Regions from separate parts of the Homo sapiens genome. Here regions 2 and 3 are each linked to region 1. Evidence: read pairs that join two places in POLR2A ChIA-PET (ENCODE). Cell type or tissue: OCI-LY7. All regions are shown on one strand. Each heading gives the region's core, and the rest is flanking DNA. Links, peaks and the distances in the headings are about the cores only.

The links. ChIA-PET counts read pairs that join two places held together with the same protein. Peaks named below come from ENCODE experiments on the same cell type or tissue, not always from the same donor. Only the 100,000 strongest peaks of a DNase experiment are listed, where the experiment ranks them.
Region 2: POLR2A ChIA-PET joins it to region 1 with 15 read pairs; 4 of 35 experiments call an interaction of 5 or more read pairs at or near these places.
Region 3: POLR2A ChIA-PET joins it to region 1 with 5 read pairs; 8 of 35 experiments call an interaction of 5 or more read pairs at or near these places.

What each region holds. Positions count from the first base shown.
Region 1 is chr2:37,314,951-37,321,373 of GRCh38, reverse strand. PRKD3 (protein kinase D3) reads left to right here. Exons shown (of 19, transcript NM_005813.6): 2 at 4,195-5,137. The coding sequence starts at 4,850. Among named protein-coding and RNA genes, the nearest start is that of PRKD3, 6.7 kb to the left of the region's middle. In OCI-LY7, for the core only: no CTCF peak of the experiment used is centred there; a DNase peak (open chromatin) is centred at 2,773; H3K4me3 peaks cover 2,365 bases; H3K27ac peaks cover 2,387 bases.
Region 2 is chr2:37,199,657-37,206,079 of GRCh38, reverse strand. It overlaps CEBPZOS (CEBPZ opposite strand), which reads right to left. Exons shown (of 5, transcript NM_001322374.2): 2 at 6,261-6,376; 3 at 4,988-5,032; 4 at 4,354-4,438; 5 at 1,337-4,217. The coding sequence starts at 6,375. The coding sequence ends at 4,356. It overlaps CEBPZ (CCAAT enhancer binding protein zeta), which reads left to right. Exons shown (of 16, transcript NM_005760.3): 14 at 3,072-3,130; 15 at 3,215-3,296; 16 at 4,177-4,468. The coding sequence ends at 4,316. Among named protein-coding and RNA genes, the nearest start is that of CEBPZOS, 6.4 kb to the right of the region's middle. RefSeq lists enhancers at 1-674, 675-1,478. In OCI-LY7, for the core only: no CTCF peak of the experiment used is centred there; no DNase peak of the experiment used is centred there.
Region 3 is chr2:37,261,895-37,268,317 of GRCh38, reverse strand. It overlaps PRKD3 (protein kinase D3), which reads left to right. Exons shown (of 19, transcript NM_005813.6): 14 at 782-888. It also overlaps a transcript of NDUFAF7 not described here. Among named protein-coding and RNA genes, the nearest start is that of NDUFAF7, 33 kb to the right of the region's middle. In OCI-LY7, for the core only: a CTCF peak has its summit at 4,294 (motif pointing right); no DNase peak of the experiment used is centred there.

The DNA of each region.
Region 1 (6,423 bases), core at 1,496-3,995:
TAGGACAGACTGGGTTCAAGATGCCATTAATATCCTATATTTTGATTCCAGTAACAATGATGACAGATTATGTAAGCTCATTTGAATGGAATATGTGACAGCTAGCTCCCCAAAAGAATATTTGACAAGTTCTAAATAAACATATTAGAAATGCTTGCCAACTAGATGATATTATTTAGAGCCTCGTACCCCTGTTAGAAACAAGCATATATAATTGGTATATAGTTTGTAAATTAATAAGATGTACTCTTCTTTCAGTTTTCTAATTGAAGCGTAAAGACAAAATTAAGCAGCATATCAAGGTTCATGTAAGTTACAGTTATTAGGTTTAATATTTAGTTTTAATATTTTTCACCCAACATCTTGTTGCATCTTCCAGAGTAAATCTGGGGTCCATAAACCAAACCAGGAGAGGGAAAATGGAAAGAGTGGGCAGAAATCTGACAGCTCTTAGGTTTCTTCTATTTGTGTTAATACTGAGACTTTTAAAAATCATTTTTATATGTAGTGTTTATTATGAATAGTTGTAATTTGTTCTGATAAATTAGTTGTATTAAACACTGTTATTTGGCTAATATTACTAGGTATAATAAAATGATATTTAGTGGGAAGACATTCATCAAAGTAGAAGTAGTTAATTTGGGCCAGGTGCAGTGGCTCACGCCTGTAATCCCAGCACTTTGGGAGGCCGAGATGGGCGGATCACTTGAGGTCAGGAGTTCCAGACCAGCCTGGCCAACATGATGAAACCCCGTCTCTACTAAAAATCCAAAAATGAGCCAGGTATGGTGATGTGCACCTGTAATCCCAGCTACTGGGGCGGCTGAGGCACAAGAATCGCTTGAACCCGGGAGGCGGAGGCTGCAATCAGTCAAGATCGCGCCACTGTACTCCAGCCTAGGCAACAGAGCAAGTCTCTGTCTCAAAAAAAAAAAAAAAAAAAAAAAAAAGTCGTTAACTTGCATACAGTTTTATTCATAGATATTTTACTACTTTATTTTGGTAGTTCATCTTATAAAAACTACTTAAGTCAGATACGTTGTGGAGCTCATTACCTCGTGAGACAACCTGTTCCATTGTTAGGTTGTTGGATATGGAATAATGTGGTAGAAAGAACTTGGGCTTTGGAGTCAGGGAAACTAGTTTGAATCTCATTTCTATCACTTACTAGCTATAGTCACAGGCAAACAACAGCTTCTCTAAAATTCTTGTTTCTTTTCTGGAAAATAGAGTTAAACCTCCTAGAGTTGTTGCAAGGATTTAATAAAGTATCATATCTCACTTTATGTGTTTAGCATAAAGTAAAGGCTTAGTTGTTAATTCCTTCAACTAATTGCTGTGAAAATTGCTAAAACTTACTGAGCACTTACTGTTAGCCAGGTGTTGTTACAGATAGTTTGTACCCCGTAGCTCAATCCTTGCAACCTGTGAGGTTAAGTAAGAAGTGCTCTCATCTTCATTTTTCGTCTACCCTCTGCAGTGATACTGAATAAAATCAATTCTCCTATTAACACTTATTCAAGTATTTGAAAACCACTTATTCTGTTTGGTTTTGTTAAGCACATTTTTATCACATGACATTATTTTTACCTTTGCGTGCATGATTTTTTTTTTTTTAAATCAGTATGGCTCTAAAAATGTTGACCATAGATATAAACATAATTGTGATATAGGCTGAGTAACAAGGAGTATACAGACGGATGCTGATGTGTTCTCAGTGACCTAGGGCATTAGCTTTGCATTAGCTCTTTTAGTCACCCATTATATTAGCAGTTTGAATTAATCTTTTTCGTTGATAAATACCTCTCATATAAACTGCTTACAAGTAAGCATTTCCCCATTTCTGTATTGCACATTTTGGGGAAACTAAATGCAAAGCTTTACACTTACCTTTAAGTTTCAGTTTAATTTTAGTTTATTTCTCCCAGATTTCTTCAACCTGAGGATTTTATAAGCATATTCTTTATGCCTTTATTATCTAATAAATAGTGAAAAATGATATAAGGCTGAGGACAGTGTTTCAAGGCAGTTCCGTAAAGACTTTCCTCATCTAAGGTGACACAGAGCAGCAAACTTAACTACACTAACATCCAACCCACACTCCAGTAACATTCTTGCAAAGGTAGCATGGACAATCATCTTGGATACTATTTTTGTCAGAATAAACTATCTTTTTTTTCTGGCTTTGCTGATTTTGTGGTCTTGGGCAAGTACTTTAATCTCTAAACCTTTGTTTTCTCAACCATATAATGAGTTGCTGTGAGGATTAATGAGGTAATATGTATAAAGTGCTTAGAACAGTATCTGACAGATAGTAAGAGCTTAATAAATGTAAGCTATTGTTATTTTTTTCCAGCTAAGAAGCCTAATAATCATTATTTTCCAAGATGTAAATGTGGTTGACTTCTAGTGATCATTATATTCTTCTCTAGTTATTCACAAACCATTTGCTTCATTATTTTTTATGTTTGTAATTTCTGAAATTTGCTTTCCTGCTTCTCCAGCCGCCAGAACTTGAAACCGCTCTACAAATCTCCAGGCCATGATTATATCTGTCTTTTTGAGCTCTTTCTCCAAGATTGCAGGAGTCAGCTTTGTGATTACATTTGTGAATTGCTTTAGTAGTATGGAATGGACTGCATCTGGACCCAGAGACTCAAACTCATGTAAAGTTGTTATAGTCTTAGTCATTTGTCTCAGGTTTCAGTTCTCAATGCCTTTCTGCAGTTTTAGTTTAAAACTGTGGAGAAGATAAGCAAAATACAAGTTGAGCAGTCTGTCTTTCTGTGCGATTTCTCAACCTTAGCAACATCCTCTGAGCAGTGATTCTTAGTTCCTTGTTCTCTTCGAGAAATAGTGTGTTCTTGTGGAGACAGCACTGGTAAGAAAGTACAAAACCTGGCTTCTAATTCCCGCTCCACCTATTAATAACCATGTGCTGCTGGGCAAGTTGCGTTATCGCCTTGTGCTTCAATTTTCTTGTCTACAAAAATGATTTCTACCCTGTCAACTTTCAAAGAGTTATGAGGTAAAGTATGTGAAACATTTGTAAACTATCAAGTGTTGTACATTATATAAGATGGAATAATGATCATTTACTTGAAAGTAGCTATGAAAGCTTTCATCTTCAGTTTTTTTTAAAGTCTCAGTTTTTTCCTGAGCTTTCCCATTCCTAATACTATAGTTGTGTGCTTTTGCCCTTCTGTCACGTTCTTCCTAATTTAACCCATTAACTACTCTGCAGAGAGTTACTCTGCAGCCACATTGGATGATTTACTCTTTCTCTTCATTGGAATTATTTATGGGTATATAGATGGAACTTAGAAAGAACCATCAATTATGAGCTGTTTCACGCCTAAGCCATGTGGAGGGGTTGGGTCATACCTTTTTTTTTTTTTAACTTTTTGACCTGTGCTTTCCTAGAAATTATGATACATATTTAACTATACCTACTGTTCTCTTTCTTACTGTTAGAAATGCTTTGTGGTCTACAGCCACACCACCCCAAATGTGCCTGATCTTGTCTGATCTTGGAAGCTAAGCATTGTTGGGCCTAGTTAGGACCTGGATAGGAGAAATCCCTTATGGTGAGATCCCTTTCTCTTATGTTCCTGTGATAAGTATGTCAGCTTTCACACTTATTGATCATTTAACTGTTCAGTATATCCCCTCCTGCTTCCTTAGCCTTCTGAAAGGAATGTTTCAACAAAGCAAGTCAAGAGTCATGTTTCGGCAGAATTAGTATTGTAATATTAAAAAAAGAATACTCTTGTATTAGGAAAGTATTGTACATCTTTTGTGTGGTGGGGTGGCATGTATTGTATGTCTATGAAAATGTCAGTTTTACTGTTTTTTGTCCCTTCTGTTTTTGATATAACTCAGTCATGTAATTGTAACATAGAAGTGTTTGGTCTTCATTGATTAAAAATGAGGTAAATTTTAAAAAATGTTTAATGTTTAAGTTTTAGGTATCAGTGTAGAGTGCCAAGGATATTTTTCGAGCCTCTCCCTGAAATTATACTTATAGTAAAAAAAGTCTTTGCTAACTAGCCAAAAATTGCTACCCATTAGGATTTATTAGTGAATTATAAGCATATGACCAAAAATTGTCATTTAAAAAAGTTATGTTCTTATTTTTAAATTAATGTCGAATGAATATAAAGTATTAAAAACCTTTAAAAAATTTCCTTCCAGGCTAACTATATGTCAGAAAGCATCAGCTTTTCTCGATGGACCCATTCATCTAATGAAATATGCCTGTACTATTTTAAAAAGCTTTGTATTTCGTCATAGAAAAGTTCATCCCCCCAGAATGAAAATGAGGACATTTGAGAAGGTGATTTAAGGTGTGGACATTTGAGAAGGTGTCCTATCAAATTAGTAAACCAAAGGAAAAGTACTGAATAGATTAATCCAAAACACTTACTGTTTTTTAAACGAAGAGGATTTCACCTTGACAGAAAAACAACTTTTATTCAATATGTATTTCCTGAAATTAAAGAGACAAGTACAGACTGAAAGGAAAATAGATTCGTAAATAAGCTACGTCAACTCTATCCTGCTGAGGATAGCTCAGTGATGTTAAATCCTTTACAAATCCCTGGTTGTCTTCCTACAGACAAGACTGCTTTTTGATGGGACTGATATTAAGAGAAATAGGACCTTTGGGGCATTCAACTCCTTGATAAAACTTAAAAGTATCGGCATGAGTGGCTTAACAGAGGAAATAAAGAAGTTTTCAACTAAATCCAAAAGTGCGGTCATTTTCTTTACTGCTGTTATTTTAAAAACCTCTTCATAACCATTGAAAAAGAATCGACAACTATTTTAAAAGATTAAAGAAAGGCAGATGTCTGCAAATAATTCCCCTCCATCAGCCCAGAAGTCTGTATTACCCACAGCTATTCCTGCTGTGCTTCCAGCTGCTTCTCCGTGTTCAAGTCCTAAGACGGGACTCTCTGCCCGACTCTCTAATGGAAGCTTCAGTGCACCATCACTCACCAACTCCAGAGGCTCAGTGCATACAGTTTCATTTCTACTGCAAATTGGCCTCACACGGGAGAGTGTTACCATTGAAGCCCAGGAACTGTCTTTATCTGCTGTCAAGGATCTTGTGTGCTCCATAGTTTATCAAAAGGTACTGTGTGTGCTATTATCAGTAGTAAATAATATTGTTACTGATGTTTTTCTATAAATTATACGTGTACCAGTGAGTTAAGACATACTGATCCATCAGTAGTTTATTCTGTGCATTTTTGGAAGAGTTCTAATGACCTCTGAGGCTAAAGACTGAAATTTCAGAGTCTAGCTAATTGGAACATATATCCCAGATTTAAAATACATTTATTTGGCTGGGCGTAGTGGCTCACGCCTGTAATCCCAGCACTTTGGGAGGCTGAGGCAGGCAGATCACCTGAGGTCAGGAGTTCGAGACCAGCCTGGCCAACATGTTGAAACGCCATCTCTACTAAAAATACAAAAATTAGCCAAACATGGTGGCAGGCACCTGTAGTCCAAGCTACTCATGAGGCTGAGACAGGAGAATCGTGGGGAGCAGGGCAGGCGGCGGAGGTTGCAGTGAGCTGAGATAGCGCCACTGCACTCCAGCCTGGCACGGCAACAGAGTGAGACTCAGTCTGAAAACATAAATAAAATGCATTTATTTTAGCTTTAAAGTATCACTCTTCTGTTTGTCTCTCAAGAGCAGGAAAATCTGTATAGAGTCAAGGCAGCATAAGAAATCTCATTTGTTTTCAGAGAAAACAGGAGGTAGAGGGCACAAGGCCCCCTGGGACACAGTAGCTAGCAGCTGAGTCCCATCTCCATACCTTGTTATCTCTAGGTACCCTGTGTTCTGGCCCCTCTTTTTTTTATCCATTTCCTTCTCTTTAGATCTTGTTTAGGAAGATTCTGAACGTCCTGAAAAATAAACTGCCATTTAATATAGGACCATGCTTTCTGTCTTTTAAAAAATAGGTAAATTAATTTTGAATATACGACAAAATATTTGAAAATTCAGGGTGGTTTTATGTTGTTTCTCATTCACCCTCCTTCCCTGTACCGTGCCGTTTTCTTAAGGAACTTTAGCTAAATATCTTTAATAATCCCGATTTGATGGATGAGGCTAGTATGTTTTCTGTGTTATCAAAAGAGTTTATATGGGTTGTATGAATTGGTTATATTTTATTTTTAGTAGATTTTAATGAATTTTCAAGCATGTTTCAGATTTGTTTCAAACAAATTGTAAACTTTCTATTTGCAAAAATCATCTCTCTCTGGGAATTCATGCTCTTCATCTTACTGTCTTTGTTTCAATTCTTTACGCTTTATATAGTTTATCATTCATTATCTTCTGATGTAAATAATTACCCATCCAAAAGATGTTGTGCAGTTTGTGAAAATGACCTATGCTGCCTTTGTTTT
Region 2 (6,423 bases), core at 1,661-4,160, 120 kb after region 1:
CTCACATTTGAATGCAGATCTTCCTTACCTAGTCCAGAGATTCACATGCTAATCTCTGCTCATTCATTTTTAAACCATTCAATTATAAAAGCCTTGCATTTTTCAGACACCTGTTATCTTTTTCTTTTCTCAACCATTATTTGCCATTTGACCCTTGCAATAATCCATGCTCCTTTATTATGATACGAACTCTTCTTTCTGCTAATTGTTTTTTAACATTTTTAAAAGTATTATCTTACAAGATTCTGCTTCACAGTGTAACACAAGGTGCTAATAAAAGAAAAAAGTGCTGTATCAGGTGACAGTCTTAAGATTTTTGATAAAAATGTAGAAAGCACTGTACATACTTTGCCTCCAGTGCCTCTCTGGCTTCTGCTTACTGCTAAATACTGATGACTAAAAATAGATCTGCAAAGTTAAATAATAATAATGTTTTAAAAAGTTTCATGCGCGTCTGTATGAAGAGACCACCAAACAGGCTTTGCATGAGCAACAAGGCTGCTTATTTCACCTGGGTGCAGGCGGGCTGAGTCCGAAAAGAGAGTCAGTGAAGGGAGATAGGGGTGGGGCCATTTTATAGGATTTGGGTAGAAAAAAGGAAAATTGCAGTCAAAGGGGGTTGTTCTCTGCCTGGCAGGAGTGGGGGTCACAAGGTGCTCAGTAGGGGAGCTTTTGAGCCAGGATGAGCCAGGAGAAGGAATTTCACAAGATAATGTCATCAGTTAAGGCAGGAACAGGCCATTTTCACTTCTTTTGTGGTGGAATGTCATCAGTTAAGGCAGGAACCGACCATCTGGATGTGTGCGTGCAGGTCACAGGGGATATGATGGCTTAGCTTGGGCTCAGAGGCCTGACAAAAAGTTTCATTTACATATTGGTAGTAGTCTTTCAGAGCCTCACGCCTACAAAATTTTATCAGCTCTTTCAAATACTGCTGTCAATTTCTTAGTCCTGTAATAACTATGATTTAACTGATACATATTTAAATTATAACACGTTATCTTCCAGATTTTGTCTTCCCTTGAGTATCTAAGATCATGTTTTAGTATTAGCATAAGATGAGATATAGGCAGTTTTTCTCAAAAGCATCCCACAGAAAAGTGTTGCTTTACTTCAAGTTCTACTGAGCCTTTTATTAAAAGATGCTGGTAAAAGGAATTTGAGGAGAAGAAAAAAATTTTTTAATGTTAAAAAAGATGCTCTGAGCTTGTTTCAAATAGTAAAGTACTGTTTCAGAAGACATTAGCCTGAAAGGATTTCAGATCTCAATTGATAATAGTTTTGGATGCAGATTAAAGAATACCCAACAGAATTGACTGAAACAAAAAGAGGCAAGGAATTTTAAACAGATTTATTAATTGATTCAGATTTATTAATTTACTAATTGATCACCCTACATTTACAGGTGTTAGAGTAGATATCCTTAAGAATAAACATACCTTATAGAAACTTTAATCAGCCTGGGCAACACAATGAGACCCCATCTCTACAAAAAATCAAAAATGGCTGGGCGCAGTGGCTCACGCCTGTAATCCCAGCACTTTGGGAGGCCAAGGCAGGTAGATCACAAGGTCAAGAGATCAAGACCATCCTGGCCAACATGATGAAACCCCATCTCTACTAAAAATACAAAAATTAGCTTGGCGTGGTGGCATGCACTTGTAGGCCCAGCTACTTGGGAGGCTGAGGCAGGAGAATCGCTTGAACCCAGAAGGCAGAGGTTGCAGTGAGCCGAGATCACGCCCCTGTACTCCAGCCTGGCGACAAAGCGAGACTCTGTCTCAAAAAAAAAAAAAAAAAAATCAAAAATTAGCCAGGCATGGTGTTACATACTTGAGGCTGAGGTTGGGGGTGGGGGCGGGATAAAAGAAACTTTAAGAAACCAGTACAGTACAGAAGTGCCTACTCGTTGAGGTCACAGATACATCACTACAGGATGAATAAAACCCAAAAAAAACTTCCTAATGCATGCAAATGTGTATTATACAGCTGTTAAGTAACATACATATCACCTTAATAAAAATCAAGATGAAATGTTTTAGAAACTATTTTATCAAAAGTGGCTCTGATACAAAGACTTGTACATGATTGTTCACAGCAGCACTATTAATGCCAAAAAGTAGACAAAACCTAAATGTCCATTAACTGATAAGCAAAATGTGGTATATCCATACAATGGAATATTATGTAGCCCACAACATGGCATGGAGTACTACAACATGGATGAGCCTCAAAAACGTTATGCTAAATGAAAAAAGTCAGATATAGGAAACCACATGTCATATGATCCCATTTATATGAAATAGCCAGAAAAGGCAAGTCATAGAAACAAGATAGATCGGAGATGGGTTGGAGGACTACAAATGGCACCAGGGATCTTTGAAGTTGATGGAAATGTTCTAAAATCAGACTGTGGTTGTGGTTGAACAAGTCTGTAAATTTACCAAAATGCGTTAATACACTTAAAACAGCTGAATGTTATGATCTGTATTTAGTAAAGCTCTTTTTAAAATATGGCTCTACTACTGCTAGAGACATTGATATCAAAGATGCAGAGTTTGAATAATTGTTTCAGGAAAAGTTTATATATTCAGTACTACAGATAAGTTTTTTTTTTAAAGGAGAACCTTTTTCGCTGTTATAAACAACTTCATTTATAGCATAATAAACATACTTTCAGTCAATTTCTTTACAATCTAAAGACCCCTGAACTAAATTTTATGTTGTGTCTTAAGTATTTCAAAACCCATCCATGTCAAACTGATAATTTTACTATTGCTTGATACTATGTTATTTCCCTTATGGGTAAAACTTCGATCAGTGGCCAAATCTGAAAAGCAAGAAGACACTCTTGTCATCTGAACAGTTCTATTAGGATGTTGTTAGCTTTTTGAAAATATTATATACTAACTCTTAAATTATATTTAAATGCCAGCTACCCAATGGTGCCAGAAGATTATTGCAATTGTTTTTACCCAAGTATAATTTTTAAAATAAAATCATGTTGCATTGCATTTTTCTAAAATCATTAGATTTATAATTGAATAATGTAGACTTACAATTTTTTTTAGGGCCAAGAAAAAAGAAAAGAAACTTAAATGATTCCAGCCTATTTGTATCTGCTGAAGAGGTAAGGCTAATGTACTGTTTTAACAAGCTAGCTATTCTACATTATTTTTAGTTTTCTAATAAATTTATCGTTTTTGTTTAAAAGTTTGGCCATCTATTGGATGAAAATATGGGATCCAAGTTTGATAACATTGGCATGAATGCCATGGCTAACAAAGATAATGCAAGTAAGTAACTTAAATTTTTTTATTGATGTTTTAAAAATAGCTTTGGCTTGGAACTTCAGAAGATAGGAAATTTTCGTTATTTTATTTATTCTTTTTTTTTTTTTTTTTTTTTTTTTTTTTTTTTTTTTTTTTTTTTTTTGAGACAGCGTCTCACTCCCTTGCCCAGGTTGGAATGCAGTGGCATGATCTTGGCTCACTGCAACCTCCATCTCCCATGTTCAAGTAATTCTCCTACCTTAGCCTCCCAAGTAGCTGGGATTACAGGCATGCACCACCACGCCCAGCTAATTTTTGTATTTTTAGTAGAAACAGGGTTTCACCATGTTGGCCAGGCTGGTCTCGAACTCCTGACCTCAAGTGACCCGCCTGCCTCGGCCTCCCAAAGTGCTGAGATTACTGGTGTGAGCCACCATGCCTGGCTGATAGGAATATTTTTGAAAGACCTTTTCATGGTACTTTACAACCTGAAAGGAATGGCTTTTTCTTCTCTCAGGAGAACATGTAAGATTAACAAGTATTTAGACTAAAGCAAAAAAAAAAAAAACCTTGCAGACTACAAAAATTACTTTTTTTTAGGGAAGTGGGCCGTTTTTACATATTGATTGTTACTGGTTTTTATTTCACCAGTAAAAGTGCTTGGGGAGAGAAAATCTTTAGAGCATTTGTTTCTTTTCCTTCCTTAGTCATTTCTTTTTGAAACATTTATCTTTGACAATAAATATGAGAAGAAAAGCAACAAACAAGCAGTGGGTTTGTATAGTGGGTGGGAAACCACAGGCCAAGGCAGGCTAGAAGTTCCTGTGACTCAGCAGCATGTTCTGTGGGACCACCAAGAGTCTACAGTGTGGTAGTACACTCATCTTTTCTTCTTCTCTCAAAGGTCTCAAACAGCTTAGATGGGAGGCTGAACGTGATGACTGGCTACACAACAGAGATGCAAAAAGTATCATCAAGAAAAAGAAACATTTTAAAAAGAAGAGGATTAAAACCACTCAAAAAACTAAAAAACAAAGGAAATGAGTTATTAATGTAAATTATAGATTAAAATTCTACTTACATCTAATTTTTGCTGTTCAACCATGTTTTTTGATCTAGCTCTCTGATTCCATACATTCCAGACTTCTCAGTGGATTTGTAATAAACTATAAATAAAAATAGCTCTCATTTATAAAGTCATGTGGAAGCATTGTTAAAATTAAATGTATTGAAAAAAACAACTTCTTTTTTCCATATTGCTACATAACAAAATGAAAAAGAGGACAGTAGGATTACAGACTTCACATATAAGTCCTGGCATCTCTGATCATTGTAATGAGCACTATTTCGTCTAACTACATGATGTCATCTTGTTCAGTCTTTATCTACTTGACAGAGAAAGAGACAGCTCCAAGAAGTTAGCAAACCTGAGATGAAACTGATCTTTTAAAACCAAAGGTTTAAACTGTGGTTTGATTCTATCACCTCATATATGAATGATTCCAGAGTTTACATTCTTAACCACTAGAAGAATTCAGAATCCAGCCCATTACCTAATTCTCCTCTCACTAGAATAGATGAGAATTTAGTCTCAGAAGAACTAAAATACATGTGAATAGTATTGTTAGAAATTCCTTGTAAAGAAATTACTACATAATTTATAGGTTACCTGAAGAAGTTGTTTTATACTTATTTTTACTTAAGGAAAAACATACCTTCCAAGATGAAGGGATATTTCTTGCTCATTGTTTGCCTGAAATCTGATGGAAAAAAGGATGTCTTGAAATTAGATATGAACAGAAATTCATTATATTAACACAGCCACAATTTAATGCTAGCTTTAGGGTCCATATGATGGGAACCATATAGATTAGAAATTTGTTTGAAGGTCTTTCTGGTAATCCAGGAACGATCTCCTTTTGTTTTTTTGAGTCAGGATCTCTCTCCCTGTTGCCCAGGCTGCAGTACAGTGGCACAGTCACAATCCACCACTGCCTAGACCCCCCTGGGCTGGGCTCAAGCGAGCCTCCTACGTCAGCCAAGGTCAAGTAGCTGGGATGGGGCTCAGGGGAGCCTCCTACCTCAACCTCCCGAGTAGCTGGGACTACAGGAGCACACCATCATGCCCAGCACTTTTTTTTTTTTTCTTAAGATACAGTGTCTTGTTATGTTTAGCCCAGACTGAGCTCAAGCAGTCCTTCCACCTTGGCCTCCCGAAGTGCTGGAATTACAAGTGCAAGCCATCACACCCAGCCATGACACTTTTTAAAACTGATCCCAAGCTTTAATTTGTTTTTAAATACTGTTGGGATGTTTTTTTAATACCCTTCCTTAGAGTTTAAAAGAAAAGGGATTTTTTGAGTATCCAGTAGCATCTTGGTACAGCGTTCCAACCAAGTATGCTGAGGAAGACTGTGGCAAGTTTCAAAGATGGCTATCATGCCAGGTCTATTCCCTGTTTTAGGGAAAAATCACTTCCTAATTTAAAAAGTTGAGAGCTCTAATATAAAATTTCCCCAAGAAAAATGTTAAAGCACTTTCGGCCATAGCATGTGAAAGTCTTAGTGCCCACTGTTGATGCCCAGGAAGAATACTATAGCCTGAGAAAACTGGTTACTCAGAAAACAGCAATACCAGTTACTTTCTTAGTCTACCAAACAATGAAGTATAATGGGCAGGCTAAGTTTCCTCCATCTGTGCTCCCAAACTAAGCCAGACCAAGGACACTTGCTATATCCTCCACAATAGTAAAATCCATGGAGGTATGAAATTTTTTCCTTAGCCCACAAACAACATTTTTAAGGGAGAAGTGAGAGTGATCTAGTCCACAATAATGAATACTTTGATTCCTGTTCTGCCCCTAAAAATGTCTAATATCTTGAATCTGAAGAACCAATTTCTCCAAACATGCCATTGCCATTTAACACATAAAATGGATTAGCAAAACTATACCCCTTTAGAAAGCATTAACTTCTGAATTATGATTACCTTGGCTTGTGTGCATCTTGCTAAACAAAAAATATGCTCCAAAAACGCCTACAAGTTCGGCTACCAAAACTCCTTTAAAGATCTTCTTTGCTAGTGGTTCCAAAGTACGGGCCATCCTAAATTTAACAACAGATATGTGTAAACCTGAATGAACATACTTAAA
Region 3 (6,423 bases), core at 2,292-4,791, 54 kb after region 1:
ACAAAGAACTGTCCGAGGTACCTTTGGCTTCTTACCAAAAATGCACACATTTGTTCAGTCTTTTCAAGTAGACTTACGATTGTGCCATTGAGACAAATGAGTTAATCTAAAATAAATAGCTATGTAGAGAAGAGCAAGTCAGATACATATTTGAAGAACAAATACCAAAAATATACCTGTCATTTTCACTGCTTAATCTGTAGCATCTAAAGGCATACCTAGTACATAATAGGTATAACTAGTTAATTTGAATTAATAAATGAGGGAATGACTGTTCATTATAATAAACTTCTACCTTTTTTTAATATCTAGATTCTAGAATATAGAGACAAATATAAATTTTTTATATCTAGATTCTAGAATATAGAGACACCCAGAGTTTGTGGGTACATGGTTAAATCACTCTGTGCTGACTCATTGAATCTAGAATAAAATTGATTCATTCATACAGTATTTCCATCTTGACAGAGTCTCTGAAGGACTAGGTCAGGGTAATTAACTATCATTGATTTAACAAGGTAGATTACTTTTCAGCAACAAGTTCATTCAAATTTTCTCCTGTTTAGATAATGCAGCTGACTTTATTAGGGGCAAATATTATGTATGGAGGGGAAAACAATTTTTTCCTAAATTAAAGGTGAGTGAAGGAGTGTGGAGAAAGAACAAAAATGAGCCAAAAAGAAAATTCAAGAGTAAATACATATAAATTTCAGTCTGTGGACAACTCCCTAATAAAGCTGTCAGTTTGCTTCATTCGTTCCTCTTCTTTTTTTCTTAATAGGAAAACATAGAAAGACTGGGAGGGATGTGGCTATTAAAGTAATTGATAAGATGAGATTCCCCACAAAACAAGAAAGTCAACTCCGTAATGAAGTGGCTATTTTACAGGTAAAAATAAAAAATAAAAAACTGGTTTATTAAAGAGGCTGGTAAGAATCTGAATTAACTGCTTCTCTTTTTTTTTTTTTTTTAAGAAGGCAAAATTAGATTATGGTAATATAGGCATTATAGGGACTGCCAATATCTTGCTTTATGGTAGTAGTTTTAGAACACATTTTCGTGAGTAAAATCTTTTTTAAAAAAGTAAAATTTCATTCTTAATTCATTCCAGGAGCTTAAAATACTTAGGATACTTTGCCACATTTTGTCAGAAGGTTGCTGTTTTACCCATCCAGTTTTCACAGGTGACATGCTTGTCATAGCAATTACTGTGCAAGTAAAGATTGCTTTAAAATTATGTACCTTTTAACAGCACTTATTTCATTAATTAAAAACTCTAATTTTGTAATGGCTTAGTCGATTGGGGCGTATTTTAAAGATATATTGGCAATGATTTCAATTCCATAAATTCCTATGTGTTTTTCATCTAGCATTTTTACCCCTTGGGGGCGGTCATCTAGAAGATTAAAATTTAGCTTGATCCTTGGATCACTTTCTGAATATCATATAAATAATTTATAATATGCAAATGTACGTTATATAGTTTTTGCATATTATTAAAGAAATCATGGTCGTATAATAGCTCATTCTGGCCAGGTGAGGTGGTGCGCACCTATAATCCCAGCACTTTGGGAGGCCAAGGCGGGTGGATCACCTGAGGTTAGGAGTTCGGGACCAGCCTGACTAACATGGTGAGACCCCATCTCTACTAAATACAAAAAAACTAGGCCGGGCACGGTGGCGCATGCCCATAATCCCAGCTACTCAGGAGGCTGAGGCAGGAGAATCGCTTGAACCTGGAAGGTGGAGGCTGCAGTTAGCCAAGATTGTGCCATTGCACTCCAGCCTGGGCAACAACAGCAAAACTCCATCTCAAAAAAAAAAAAAAGCCGGGTGTGGTGGCACATGCCTGTAATCTAAGCTACTTGGGAGGCTGAGACAGGAGAATCACTTGTACCTGGGAGGCAGAGGTTGCAGTGAGCTGAGATCATGCCATTGCACTCCAGCCTGGGCAACAAGAGGGAAACTCCGTCTCAACAACAACAAAAAATGGTTAATGCTGTCAGAGCCCCATTTGCTTTGGGTGAAATTCAAGACAGCCTCCTTCTGAACTTGAGTTTCCTTGAAGAAGGTAAGAAACTTAAATGATTCATTTTACATTTATTATGTTACTTGTTGCTAATAGTAACATTTACCTCACTTTTTCAGAGGCATGATAATCAAAAAGCTTGTGGTCAAGTAGGTACCTGTGGTCATATCAAGGCTGTCTCCTCCTATAAAGCTACCTTTAAATAGAATATTAATAGCATTCATACTCTGTTGAATATGAATAGTATGAATATGTTGTCAGGTATTTTTGCGTATCTAATTTTGGAACCCTCATTGTCCAACTAGTAAGCGAAACAATAAAAATTAAGGATATATTCCTATGGATTGATTTCTTCTTGATCACAAACACAGCTCTGAGTAAGCACTGAAGCTTTTTTCCTCTTATCAGCTATGGATCATAATAACTAAATTTAGGAATAACCAGGTAATGCACAGTATGAAAAACTTCATTATTATATCATTTTGGTTACTTTCATCAATATTGCCCAAACTGGGAATAGATTGTAGGATGTCTCTATGCTATTTTCATACTAAATTTAATACAAGACTATCTTTGTTGTAGATTCTCTTCAAATTGTTTATGTCAGATATTTATACTTTTATATTTGGCTTTCCTTGTGGTGTCAGCATTTATACTTAAGTACTTTTTCTCAACATCACCCAGCAGGAAGGCAGATTCAGAGTTTGAATCTAAGTCTGTCTGCAAACCATATGCACTTTCTACTTTACATCATTGGACTGACCCACTCTGTGTGTGTGTTTGTGTGTGTGTGTGTGTGTAGTATAAAGATGAACTTTAGCTAACTTTGTATATGAATATTATTCATATAGAATATTGATATTCTAGAATATTCTATTAGTACAATCTGAATTCATGTAGGAAATACACTTCTTAAAAGGAATCTTTTTAAAAATCACACCTCATTTACTGAAATTAGTTTCATAAGATTTAGTTATGTGAGCATCACAGCTAAACTTTTTCACATGGGTTGGAAGTAACCTACTACACTGTTAAACGCACTCACACCACCTTTTGGCTCTCCTCTTCCCCATCCAACTGTATCATCTTTCCTTTTCCATCTTTGCCCCGTGTCATTCTTACCTGTAGTCCTCCCTCATCACCCAAACCTGAAAGGCTGTCTGAACTCCTGTAGTTCATCCTGCTGTTGATACCTTTACCTGCATCCCTAGAGGCGTCCATAGCTTTTCTTTCCCATGCCCACATACTTAGAGAAAAGATGGGGTGAAGATTGCGCATATTATTATTAAGACTACAGCTTTGGCCTTTCCGGTGGCAAGGAGGAAAAATCACAGGATCACTGATTTAGAAGTGACCTTACAGTTTATCCCGGAGTATCCAATCTCTTGAGCTCTTGGTGACAGGCTTTGTAATTCTGTTTAACAGAAATGAGCACATCCCATTTTTAGATACCTGTGATTATTCTTTATGAAAGTGAATCAAAATCACTTGAAAAAGATCCCACTGCAGACAATATACACAACAAATTGAGTCTTTTTTTTTCCCCCCCAAAAATAGCCATGTTGACTTTCTTGCTATATCTCAAACATGCCAGACATGCTTCTGTCTCAAAAGGCTTTGCATTAGCTGTTTCCTCTGCCTGGAATGCTTTCTCCCTCAAATATCTGCATGTCATACTCCCTTGTCTCCGTCAGGATTTTGCCCAAATATCATTTCCTCAATGAAGCCTCCACATTCTATTCAGCATTAAACCCACCCTCCCACCCCTCCACTCCCCTACCTTAACTCTTTTTCTTTTCTCCATGGCACTTATCACCTTCATACTAGGTAATTTACTATTTTATTTCCCATTGTCTGTCTCACCTTGCTGCAATTTATAAGCTCTGCGAGACAAGGCATCTTTGTCAAGTTTTGTTTAATAATGAATCCAGAATACCCACATAGTACTGGGTACACGGCAAATTCTTATTTAATATTTAATGAATAAATGTATTATGTGGGAAATTACAATACATTGTTAGATTGAAAAAAACTTTGGAATGACTCCCTTTAACTTTTTAAAGTAATGTGTACATTATGTATGTCTATATACAGTTACACAGAAAAAGAGCCATGCCTACATAAACTGTCAACCTGGCCACATCTAGGGAGGATGTTGTAGAGCAGGAAAAAAATTGGGGAGGGGAGGTTCCTTTTGTTTCCTAGATTATGTGGTAATGTAAAATGTTTCTTTTGCTGTCTTGCCTGAAGAGGGTAGTAGAGTAGTGGGAGAAAAGGTGTGGTGTTCTTGTAGGTACCTATGTAATTAGAAAACGTTATCAAAAACCTAGAGGGAAATTTCTGGTTTGAACATTGTGGTGTAAATTCAGCATTTTCCCGTTCTCATCTTGGAAGCTACCCCAAAGCTATAAGAAAAATGATTAACAGAAGTGAGCATACTTTAAAAAAAAGATGAGAATTCAAAACTATAAAATCATGTAGATTTCCAACAACAGTGAAGATGAAGCAGAGGTGCATGTCTCTTCAGGAAGAGACAACACAACTGTTTTTGCTGATTCTTTCTGAAATCTGCAGCCCTTATGTCCTCCAAAGGTCCCTTCTCCAAACAAAAAGCCATTTGAGGGTCATGATCTGATAAGATTTAACTCAAGGGAAAACACATTAAATGAAATGAAAGAAGGCCACTTTAACAGTGGAAGAGTGAAAATCATACTACACCAAATAACACCATAAACATTTATAAAGAAAAACTAAAAACAAGGAGAAACAGACAAACACATCAGTAGTCCATGAGAAATGGAGTAGACAAAAATAATTAAGAACGTACAAGGTCTAAACATAGTAAGGTAGATCTAAGCAGATTATACTGACCTCTGTACCCTAAAAACAAAGAATGCCTCATTAATTCAAAAAAGCAGTCGTATAAACAGTATTCTTTGATCTCAATGCATTAAAGCAGAAATAAATTACAAAATCAGAAAACAAGCTCCTACATGAAAACTTTAAAATACTAATTTTTGAATCAAAGAGCGAAATCAAAATTTCAGAATATTTAGAAAACCTGAAAATACTGCATATATATCAGCGCCTTTGTACTGTCTTTCAGAAAAAGCTTTATAACCTCAAATATTAAGCAAGAAAGAATGAAAATAAGTGAATTAAGAATCTAACTCAAGGAGTTGAAGAATGAACAATAAAATAAACCTAAAGAAAGCAGAAAGGAATAACAGATCAAAAATGAAAATTAATAAATACAGAAAAGAAATAATAAAGCCAAAAGCTGGTTTGCTGTGTGGGGGAAGGGAGGAGGTATGTAAAAATAAAATGGCCATCCTAAGCAAAGAAGAATATACAAAATGATCTTAGGGAGATAACCACAAATACGGGGGGGGGAAGGAATCTTAGGATACTTTGCTCATCTCTATCAGATAAATTTGGAAACTTGGAGAAAATGGGTAATTCTCAATGAAAGTATAACTTACTAAAACATACTCCAGAGGAAATAGAAAATGTAAACCAATAGAGGAAGTTGTTAAGGGAGAAAAATAATGTTACAGCATACTTCTATTTTTGTGTGTCCACGTGTTTTTAAAGGAGGGCAGGGGGGAAAAAGCATAGAGCCAGCCAACTATGGCCTAGCAAAACAGTCACATTTCAACCTCTGTTGATAAAAGTTATAATATTCTGAATCTTACACTGCTTATTGCCATTGTCACACCCCACCACTATGGGGTATTTGAGTTTCATTTATCTACTATAAAATGTTGTCATTTTGTATTTTGCTGCTTGGAAAACGATCTCATAAAATGGGTTTAAAATGATTAGCAAACAAGTCTATTTTGCATTTGTTGTTATTTCACTTTCTAAACATTTTTGAAAACACCTACTATGATGCAGATATTGAGCTAAAATAACTGAAACAATCTGTGCCTCAGAGAGTTTATTAAACAATGGAGTAGAATACACACATTATTACAATACAGTGGAAACTATTGCAGTAGTCCCAAAGAGAGAGAATGTGGGCTAAAATTAAGGCTTCAAGAAACATCTTAGACATGGAACTCAGCCTCACATAGGCCAAAAACATGTGAGTCCCCCTAGCATAATCAGCTAGCCATATTAAGGAAAAAAGCTAAAGAAAAATGTACAGGATGCTCCTCATTTTGCGACGGGGTCATATCTCCATAAACCCATCTTAAGTTTGAAAATAACTAAGTAGATAAAAATACCTCCTGAACACAACTTAGCCCCGTGTAGCCTACCTTAAGCACAGTCGCTTACATTAGCCTACAGTTGGGCAAAATCATCTAACACAAAGACCATTTTACACTAATGTGTTGAATATCTTATGTAATTTATGAATACTCAAAAAAACGGAATGGTTGTGCAGGTAT